Linked DNA regions of Mus musculus: regions 1 and 3 are each linked to region 2. Evidence: chromatin loops called from intact Hi-C (ENCODE). Cell type or tissue: left cerebral cortex. All regions are shown on one strand. Links, peaks and the distances in the headings refer to the core of each region. The heading gives the core; the rest is flanking DNA.

Region 1 (2,500 bases), core at 1-2,500, 130 kb before region 2:
TCTTAGTATGCCTTATGCCTATGAATGAGCATTAGCAACACCAGTAGCAAGCCACAAAGCCTTGACCGGGTCTGCAGTCTGTAGTGTCTCTGTGTGACTGACATGTTCCACCATGATTTGTCAGGGTCCTGCCTTTGATTGGCTATAGGCATGAACAAGAGAAAGTATGACCCTGCACTCTAAAGACCTATGGCCAACAGGAAAAGAATGTAGGGTTTTTTTTTTCCTCCATGGAGAATGTGGCTTTGGGGGACGATTGCTCCCTGGACACTTCAACTCTCTAAGGAAAATCTCCTTTTATTGGAGTAGAAGTTTGATAGAATGGGCTGGCCAGGGGCATGAAGGTAATTTTGTGAAATATTTGGGGTCCACATAGGCTGGAGAAAAAGATCATTCATTTGAGACAAAGCTGAGTGAGACTTCTCCCAGGAAGAATGTTCCAGGCAGTGGCCCAGACAGACATGGCCTGTGGTTCTTTCTGATTGACATCCTGCCTACACAGGCTGTGGAGTCTTCTCTGGATCTCAAACATTTCTTTTAAGGTAGTCTCACAAATACGTTATATATATTTAGATCCCCCCCCCCTTTGGTGAGTTAAAAAAGGCTCTTCAGAGATGTCAAAACAAGTGAAATATTTATATCCAAGATAAATGTTCAGTAGCAGGTTTAAAAAGCAGCCGATCCTGGCTTATGGAACTAGAATAGCATTTAGGGGACTGATTGCAAAGCACCCCTTATTTTACACACATTTCATCAAAATTGCTGAAAGATCACTTTAGCATTGGCCTATGATAGCTAGGATTTTATACTGTATGTTCATTTATAAAGAATCAAAACATAGATTTTTCTTTAAATAATAGGGAAAGAAGAGCAATTCTATTTTAGTTTCCTGTCTCCCCAGACATCATCTCTTTCCCATCCTAGAAAACTGAGTTTTGTTTGCGAGACTTGCACTGATCCTAGAAAGGCATAGCTGAAGTGGCATGATATGGGTTTGGAGGACAAAGAGCAATGAAGAAGAGCAAGGACAGGAAAGTCAGAAAGACAGACTTATAGTGAGACCAAAATGGCTCCACGGGGGTGGGGGAGCATCTCAGCCTCTGCCAGGAACCTTCGTGCTCAGCACAGTGGCTTTAACCTGTCTCTCCATCTGTGCATCTTGGGGAAATGTCTTTATCTCTCACGTAGGAGAGTTAATAGATAGCTTAGAAGGGTTCAGGAGGTGCCAGCCCCATGCATTGCATTCAGCTGAGATCTGCTATAGCTCGTTGGTGACTGGGTCATGCTTTTCCTCCAATCTCCCTTCACTGGAATCCTTATTAAATGCCTTATAAGTATCTCAGTTTCCCCAGGTTCTATGTGGGACCGACCCTGTTCTCATTACCAAAGGATGTCTGCTGTTGTGAACCTCCTTTGTCAGTGGTATCCCCCACTGCCTCCTGCAGGCCATGCTAGCTTCCTCCTTATGTCTCTATTCATAGTGCTCACAGTTCTCCCATTGCTCCTGATGATGGCCACAGGTGATAGTCATCTAATGACTTAATTCAAGCATATCAGCCCATGTCATGCTGATGTAAATAAACGTTGCTTCCCTTTAATGAGTTGGGGATGTGTCATATGTCCAGTGCCTAAAAAGCTCACAGAAAAACCTGGCTGTTGTTGTTATCCCTGTCAGTAAGGCTTGGAGCTCATGAAAATCAGTGTTCTGCTATTCAATTCAAATGCTATTTTCAGAAACTTAAATCATAATGTGTTTATGTTTAACACCCTCCGGTGGTCCCCCAGTGTCTGAGATAACATGCACTGACCTCTGACATCCAGCACTGAACCCCTGTCTCTCACTTCTTGCCTTTTCCAAAGGTATTTGCCCTCTGATTCCTTAGCTTGAGTCAGTCACAGAACTTTATTCCTGTTCCTCAAATCAACCTTGTTCTTCAGGATTCTTCTTGAGCCTCTAACCATCTGACATTCACAGGACCCTCCCCACAGATCAGATACCATCATAGAAGAGACACACCCCCAGCCAAAACACATCCCCAGGAGAGACACTCCCAGCAAAGACACTACCGTAGAGACACACTCCCAACAGAGACACATTCCTAGCAGAACCGCACCCTCATGCTGCTACTTATGTAGTAACGATCTTCACTATCTGTTTTGTTTATATATATTTATTTGACTCCTTCCAGATACTAAAACCTTATTTTTATCAAAAATACAAAGTCTTTAAAAATCTACTGAGGCATGCAGTGGTGGCTCACCCCTTTAATGCCAGCACTTGAGAGGCAGAGGGAAGTGGATCTCTGTGAGTTTGAGGCCAATGTGATCCACAAAGTGTGTTCCAGGACAGCCAGGACTGCACAGAGAAACAACCCTGTCTTGAAAAACAAAACAAAAACCAAAATAAAATTAAATAAACAAAAAACCTGAAAGCCAAATTTTAGCCAATATTGATCAGTCAATAAATATGAAAATATTTGATGAAACTGTGACACAATAC
Region 2 (5,742 bases), core at 1-2,500:
GAATACAAGCCATTGAATTAATGAGGTTAAGGGGAATTTTGACGATAGGAGAAATTATTAGAGGTGAAAGTTCTGTGACAGAGGCTGTGAATGGATTTCAGTCAGGAGCTGCTTCTTGATTTTCCAACCCGATTCTATTCCTTGATGGATGTAATGAAATTTTGGTAATCAGGGTTTCACCGTTGCATTTATTACTGTTCCCAAATCAAGGTAACCTTGGGCTCTACTCCCCATATTTACAAGGTAATAAAAAACTCTGCTGGGCTGTCAGGGACAAATGTGACTGCTCTTCCTCACATGCCTCCCACGAAACAAGCTTTTCCTCTTCCATCTGGCTGTTGCCTGCTTGGAGCATGCCACTTTTCTCACATCCTAACCCTGCATTCCCCTGCTTCCCTGTGGCCTCTTTGCATGCACGAAAAGGCTGGAATCGGTTCAGGGACGATGGATGGATGTCCTGACCTTAGAGGTTGTTGGTCATTTTAGCAGCACTGCTTTGCATTTTAAACGGCACTCATCTGGCTTCAAGGTTCTGTTTTCTTGTATCAGGCACTTGTCCTTTAAAAAAAACCTAGGAGGTCACAACAGGTCTCACGTACACAAAAATTTCCAAACCAGGAGCATTGCATTACCTTAAATTCGATAGCCTGAACTGGAGATTAACCAAGATTGCAGGGGAAGGGGAGGGGGAAACCTATATGAAAAGGCCTAATATGATCAAAACAAAGGCAGCCGACTACATTTGTTTGGAAATTGGAGTCACATGCTTAGTTTGTGGAGGGAAGGGGGGTGCACAAGATCGATAGAGAATTTCTTTTTTAAAGCTGAAAACATGATGTTCCAGATGAACTTAAATTGATTCTGCTTCTCCTCCCCTCCCTTTCCCTCCCCTCGTTCTGCAGCTAATGTCTGCGACAATGAGCTCCTGCACTGCCAGAATGGAGGGACCTGCCAGAACAATGTGCGCTGCGCGTGCCCAGACGCCTACACCGGCATCCTCTGTGAGAAGCTACGGTGCGAAGAGGCGGGCAGCTGTGGCTCCGAATCCGGCCAGGGAGCACCCCCGCGGGGCTCCCCAGCACTGCTGCTGCTGACCATGCTGCTGGGGACTGCCGGTCCCCTGGTGTTCTAGGGGTCACACCCAGCCCTCCGACAGGCCTGTGCTGTGGGGAAGCAAACACAACCCAAGCGATTGCCACTGACATAGAAAACACGCACACCCACTCCAACACAGTGTATAAAAGAAGAGGGCCTAACTGAACTAAGCCATATCTCTCAGAACCGGACAGCACATCGCACATCGGAGTTGAGACTGTTCATCATTGACTCCAGAGGAATTGGCAGCTGTTGCTATTCTCACTGCAAATCTCATTGCCAGCTGCAGAGCTGATTGCGGATTGGAAAGGCTGTGAGAGCGCCCCCAAGAGGAAAGACGGAAAACAAACTGATCAACCAACCTAAAAACATTCGCTACTCTACCGTGGTGCACCCTAGTACCGCTCTGCTCAGTGTGTGGGCCAACCAAATAAAAGCATTCTTCGCTGTCAGGTGCATTGTGGGTATAAGGAAATCTGTTACAAGCTGCCATATTGGCCTGCTTCAGTCCCCCCGACCCCCAAATCCCTTCCAACCTGTGCTTTAGTGAACGTTGCTCTGTAACCCTTGTTGGTTGAAAGATTTCTTTGTCTGATGTTAGTGATACACACGTGTAACAGCCCCCTCCAAAGCGCAAGCCAGTCATACCCCTGTATATTTTAGCAGCACTGCGGTCCCAGTGCCAGCTCACGTCCACTTCACAAGAGTGGTTAGAGGAAAAGAGAAAGTGTATCTATCCTTTTGTATTCAAATGAAGTTATTTTTCTTGAAATAATGTAATATGTAGATTTTTTGTATTATTGCCAATTTATGTTACCAGACAATCTGTTAATGTATCTAATTCGAATCAGCAAAGACTGACTGATGTTTGAGTTTTTGGTCCTCTTTGGTTTTGTTTCGTTTCGTCATGCAGAGATTTCTCTGTAAGGGCAACGAGCGTGCTGGCATCAAAGAATATCGGTTTACATATAGCAAGTGTAATAAGATTCCACCAAAGGACATTTTAAATGTTTTTTCTTGTTGCTTTAACACTGGAAGATTTAAAGAATAAAAATTCCTGCAGAAATGTTATCAGGAAATTGTATGGCCGTTTCTTAAGACGAAAGGAGCAACCACCCAGCAGTTTCCCAGTCACGTCACTGATTTTTGTGTGGACTGAACACAGTCAGCTGACAACTTTAATAACCAGGAAGACGGATTGATGGTCACTAGCTTGGACAACGTCTGCAAAATATGAGACTATTTTCCACCTGGGAAAAAATTATAACCACAAAAACAGAGAGAAAGAAATATCTAAGTGATTGCCAAGATTATGCCAAAGCCTGTTGGCAGAGCACTAAGAGACTTTTATTTTTAAGTCATGCTATTTTCACAGATTTATGGTGATCATGTGACTCTAGGGATGCCGATCTATGTATCCTTCCAAATACAGTGTTTACATGGAGTATCATAAGAGGCCACCTGGGGAACCAGGACAGCAGCAGGGAAATTGAGTGATTAGCAATTTGACTTTGAATATATTCTAAGTATTTAAATGAAATATCAAAATATACAGCAGCAAGTAGACATAACTGCTGTTCCTGAAAATAAAGTCTGTTTCAAGTACTGCCCAAGGTGTAATAAATTCTTGTTTCTGCCTTTTATTAGGCCAATTACTGTACATGACAGCAGAGGGAGCTGGGCGGGTGGAGAATCACTGCAAAGTTTTTGGAGGGGCTGAAACAATGTATGTTCAATCCCGGCACACTGCCACCCTGCAGGTGACAAATGTGTCAGCAATGGCATCTCTTGGAATCAGAAATAATTATGAGGCCAAACCAGAAGATTAAAGACAATGAAGTCCTACATGACTTGGTGGGACAATAACCAATGACAGTATTAGGTCAGAAGCCTCGTTCCAGGCTGAATTCTTCACCCTACCGCCAGTCTCGCTTGAACCAGGGGGAAGCAGGGGGAACAATGTCTTCTGACAAATAACCGAGTCAAAACTAGATGAAGGAACAGCATGTCTTATTGGTTTTGTTCCCAGAAAAGCCAATTCAAAGAAGGCAATAAAAGGTAAGCAGGTAATTCCTGCTCTGCCTGCCACCCCACGTCCAAGTCGATTGGATGTTTGTTATTCAAACCAACAGCATCTTTTGATATAAGAAATAGGGAAAGATGGAAATAAATTAGCGCCTTGGCTTAGTGCCAGAGTGGCCAACCAGAAATGGCAGATTTACATTAGAAGCATAAATAGAAAATCATATTCCCAGCTCACCAAAGAATGCACATGAAAATTCTGATCGCATACAGAGTGTGAGATTACTTCTAATGAGGTGGATTTCTGATATTAAAATGGAGTTTAAGTTGTCTTATAGTTTATTAGCACAAACCAAAGGCAGACTGTGTTATTTCTGGCAATGGTGCACTTTATCATTATCCAGTCACACAGCTTTGTCACAATGATCAGGAATCAGACGCTGCACAATTCAATACGTGGGATTCCGACAGCTAATTCTGAAATTTAATGAAGGCCTGATTTAAATCAACTCATCTGCATTTTATCTTTATGAGGCTATAAGAATCTAAATTGAGGAGGAATATCTTGCATTCAGTGTATTTAGATATAGTTCTCTGATTTTCTTGAAGTGATGTGATCTGCTTTTAATAAAAATTCACTTTTAGGTATATAACAAACGTAAATGAAATGTTCTTTTAAATCTGGTTCTTTTAAAAGTCGATTCATTTTAAGAAAAAAAAAATATCAGCCTACAGGGTTTTCTGTGCTGCTTTCTAGAATTCTTTGAATCTGTAATATTCTGTTCTGAGACAGGACGGAGGCAGGTAGGGTGGACTAAGTTGTATTCACATTTGAGGCTGGAGCTCTTAGTTGTTTCCTGGAAGGTTCAATAATGTGGGCAATACAGCGATCCCATGGCATCTGTCAACTGCCCTACAAAGGAGGAGTAGCATTCCTCCCAGGACTGATGTGTATATAACTCAAAAGGAAGTGATGTGGTGGGGGTGGGGCATGGTAAAATGTCAGCTCTCTAGAAAGTTTTGCTATTGACAGGGAGTTAAGTAATCTATCTTACCTATCATGAAGGGGTAAAGACTGATCACACAGCCTAAGGGCAAATATTAGAACGGCCACCTTTACCCTCCTCTGCCTTGGCCCAGTTATCCAGTCTAATTAGATGTCCCCACAGGACGCTGGCCTCCTGTAGGCAGGCAGCACAAAGGCAACACTTGAGCACATAGACTGAAGAAGATATAGATTCCACAGTTCAGTGGTTTGTATTGTGTCTTATCCACCCTTTCCTGGACCTGTGACTTAACTGGCCTCTAAGAATCTTTAGATAGAAACCCTGAAATCAGATCTTTACTTCCATCTTCTTCCTCCTCTACCACCAATACTCTAGTCATCTAGGAATATAAAAACCCCATGATCACAAATAGGATGCTCTTGACCCTGGGAAATGGTCTGTTGGACTTTACCTAGTGTTTATTTCTAAGTCAAATATCAGTGGCAGTTTCTGTGCTCGTTGGATTGAACAGGACACTAGGAAGCTCGGGGTTACACAGTATATTCATAACATATGCAACTGTCTACATGCATTTAACATCCAGAATGATTTAAAAGTCTACCTTCAGAAACCTGAATGAGTTATTTACCTACCACTTTGACTCCCAGCCTTTATTGATAAGGAGGGTGTGACATCCACTTACCCAAGAGTTGGGAAAAGCTGAGGTTAAAAAAGAAGGGTTTTTTTTTTCCCCCAAAGGAAACCTAACTGAAGTGTGTATTATATATAAGAATTTTTAAAAAGAGCTATCCCTGGGATTTTAACACAAAATCTAATTATAAACAATTTACCCGGAGTCTAATAATTTGTCTCAGGAAATCAATACTGGTTTCTAGCCAATATTATTTATTTGTTTGTTTCTTATGTATGGATGTTTTGCATGGATGTGTCTGTGTGCAGCATGCAATCGTGTTCTGGAGGTCAGAAGAATAAGTCAGATGCCCTGGAACTAGGGTGGCTATGAGCTGCTGTGTGGGTACTGAAGAACCTAGGTCCTCTGCTGGAGCAACCAGTGCATCTAACCACTGAACCACCTCTCCAGTGCATCTAACCACTGAACCCCCTCTCCAGCCTCTCAGTGGTATTTTTAAAAAACATGAAGGCTTTCTTTGATACAAACATTCTGAAAGTTCTGAGTACTTCCATATAAAGTGGGTTTTTTTTTTATTTAAACTTTATTTTTACTTTCTTACATTAAAAGTAGCTTTTTTTCTCTCTCTCTCTCTTCAGTTACCTAAAGTAGATGCCAACAAACTCCTCACATAAACTGCACACAAACACAAGATGATGTCAGAAAAAAAAGTAAGAATGCCAACTTCCATATTTTGAATTTTCCCCAAACAGTCTCCGGAACACAGAGAACGTCTGCTCTTCTCAACACCTGGTGCGGTGTGACTCACAGGCGACCGTCTTCATTCTGCTTCCGGAGAACCAAGAGGGAAAAACACAGGCATGCCCCTTGCAGAAACCCCACTATTGCATTTAACTAGAAATTGAAAAATAACATCTGTGGAAAGCAAGTTAATATTGACTAATATACAGTTATTTAAGTTCTCTTACATAAGAAAAATGGCGTCCT
Region 3 (2,500 bases), core at 1-2,500, 150 kb before region 2:
ACTCCAAGAGAAAGACTGAAAACCATAGGAGAAGTTCAATTCTTCCAGCCAATGATGCTCACAAATGCCCGGAACAGTTTCTTTTTGCATAGTGTCAGTTACTTGTGGTCAACTGGGGTCCAAAATGTTAGATGGAAAAACCCATAAACAAACAATGTGTTTAAGGTTCGCATTGTGCACTGTTGTAAGTAATGTGATGGAGTCTCTTTCTGCTTGACTCTGTCCCACCCTTTGTGGATAAGAATAGCATTAGCTTTGTATTCACACTGCAGAGACTGCCCACTGATTAGTCACTGAGTAGCAGGCTCAGTTCTCAGAGCAGCAATCCCCAGCCTCACAGTATTCATATCCCGCTAGCCTAGCACTATATCAAGAACATCCACCCATATCCCCCATTTATAGCATCTCATCACATGGACACTGTACAGTCCATATCTGTCTAAAAAGGAAGAGGATATAAAAATATTTTGAGAGTGATCTCATTCACATAGTTTATATTATAATGTGTTGTTCTGTTTAATTATGAGTCATTGTTGATTTTTACTGTATAAAATTATAAATATTTTTTCATAGGTTAAATAGGGGTAGGGGAGAAAAATATATATACTGGGCTTAGCTTGACCAGAACTTTTTCAGTATTTCCTGGGGGTCTTGTAATACATTCGCTGAAAATAAGGAAAAACTATTCAGTATACCTGAATAGTGGACTTTCTATGCTATAATTTGCCATTCTTTGTAAAGGAGAATTAAGAAATACTGTCTCACTCTCTATAGATTCTATTGTTGGAAGCTGAGAAGGAGCATTTAGTGTAGCCGAAGCAGTATTACAGCTTAGAAGAGGCATTTAGTGTAGCAGAAACAGTATTACAGCTTAGAAGAGGCATTTAGTGTAGCAGAAACAGTATTACAGCTTAGAAGAGGCATTTAGTGTAGCAGAAACAGTATTACAACTTGTGACATGACAAGGAGCTCTATTTCCAGCTTCTTGTTTGAGTGGGTTGTAAAGGAAGTAGCATTTGTAAGGAGAATAATAATCAACATCCGCTGGGAGCTGCCTCTGGGCTGGTGCAAAGTAACAAACGCACAAGTGTCTGCTTTGGTGCAGCACCTTCTTCATCGCTTAGAGCTGCTGCCCCACAACCTGAAGGCTCCACAGCTACCATCAACATCTGCAGTCAACCACACATGGAGAGAAGACATGGGGAGTGGGGGGGGCGGTATGCAGAAAGTTACCAACAGCAATATATGACTCTGCCCACATAGAGCACTGTGTTGATTCATTAGAATAAGCAACGTGACGGCACCCTGTGTCACATCCTCCTGCCATTTACAGGTCCTCATTCTACAAATGTGCCTTGTTTGATGGTTTCCTGAGCTGTTTTGTCAAGCCCAGGATGGTTGACTCTGCACTGCAAGCATACAGATTATTCCATGTCAATGTCTCCAAAAGAATCGGTGTAGTAACTATTTACATAACATTTACATTTAAATCATCTCCAGATAATCTAAGTATGTGGAGGGAATATGCAAATGCTTTGGATTGTAGATTAGACAGATTTGGGTGTCGCAACCAATCCCTCAAGGATACTGCAGCATAACAAGAGTGGGCTTCCCGGCTCCATTACTTGGAACGCATTCTCAGTCCAAGACATTCCTGAGCACTGCTCTCATCTCTAGCTATTAGGATGCCAGATGTTTGGACCAAGCCCCAGAGCCTGCAGTGTACCACATTTTAATGATTTGTGGTGAATAAAGTAAATGTTTTAAAACCAGACTTTATGAAGCAGGGACCCAGTTAAGTATGATGGACTGGGGGCAAAGCCAAGAGGAAGCTGAATGTTAATGAGGGGAGCCATGGCTATAGAGGACATGGGCTAGGCATCTATCACTCATGGTTAATTCTAAAACCCTGCTTGAAAAGTAAGCTGTTAAAGAACCATGACTTACTAAGACCTGAATAAGGATGACATCAGGAGACATGCCGCTCAGAAGGGGACCTCTCAGAAGCCCTCAACCTTAGACAAAGAACTAGAGACAACTAAGGAATTCTAAGAGTAGAATAATCTTCCCTAGGGAAGAACACACTAATTGATCATCCAATCCCAAATGATAAGCCCTAAAAATGTTCATACAAATACATAATACACACACACACACACACACACACACACACACACACATGCACGCACATGCACACACACACACACACACACACATTTAAGCCATAAATTTAAGAGGGAGCAAGGGGGATGCATGGAAGGAGTTGGAAGATGGAAAGGAAAAGAGAGAAATGATATAATTGTATGATAACCACAAAAAATGGATAATAAAAAGAAACCATGTTCTAAGGAATGTCAAGTCAAGAAAGGATTTCCCCAGCCTTCCTAGGAGAAAGTAGAAGGCTTGAGGCATTAGGCAGTTATGAGTCTCTCTCTATGTCTCTATGATCATATTCTGTGTCTAACACACATGGGATAAAGAAACTGTCCTCATACTTTGA

The links. A loop is a pair of places that touch in the nucleus more often than their neighbours do. Peaks named below come from ENCODE experiments on the same cell type or tissue, not always from the same donor. Only the 100,000 strongest peaks of a DNase experiment are listed, where the experiment ranks them.
Region 1: a loop joins it to region 2, with 2.8 times the contacts of the local background. A loop is called at or near these places in 2 of 42 quality-filtered maps.
Region 3: a loop joins it to region 2, with 3 times the contacts of the local background. A loop is called at or near these places in 3 of 42 quality-filtered maps.

The regions. Positions count from the first base shown.
Region 1 is chr3:109,913,022-109,915,521 of GRCm38, reverse strand. The region is part of intron 3 of Ntng1 (netrin G1); the gene reads left to right. Among named protein-coding and RNA genes, the nearest start is that of Gm25681, 50 kb to the right of the region's middle. In left cerebral cortex, for the core only: no CTCF peak of the experiment used is centred there; a DNase peak (open chromatin) is centred at 1,161.
Region 2 is chr3:109,778,072-109,783,813 of GRCm38, reverse strand. Ntng1 (netrin G1) reads left to right here. Exons shown (of 8, transcript NM_030699.2): 8 at 903-3,764. The coding sequence ends at 1,132. Among named protein-coding and RNA genes, the nearest start is that of Gm25681, 83 kb to the left of the region's middle. In left cerebral cortex, for the core only: a CTCF peak has its summit at 1,412 (motif pointing left); DNase peaks (open chromatin) are centred at 1,036, 1,385, 2,028, 2,247 and 1 more place; H3K4me3 peaks cover 1,622 bases; H3K27ac peaks cover 788 bases.
Region 3 is chr3:109,935,633-109,938,132 of GRCm38, reverse strand. All of the region lies in intron 2 of Ntng1 (netrin G1), which reads left to right. Among named protein-coding and RNA genes, the nearest start is that of Gm25681, 73 kb to the right of the region's middle. In left cerebral cortex, for the core only: no CTCF peak of the experiment used is centred there; DNase peaks (open chromatin) are centred at 303 and 1,057.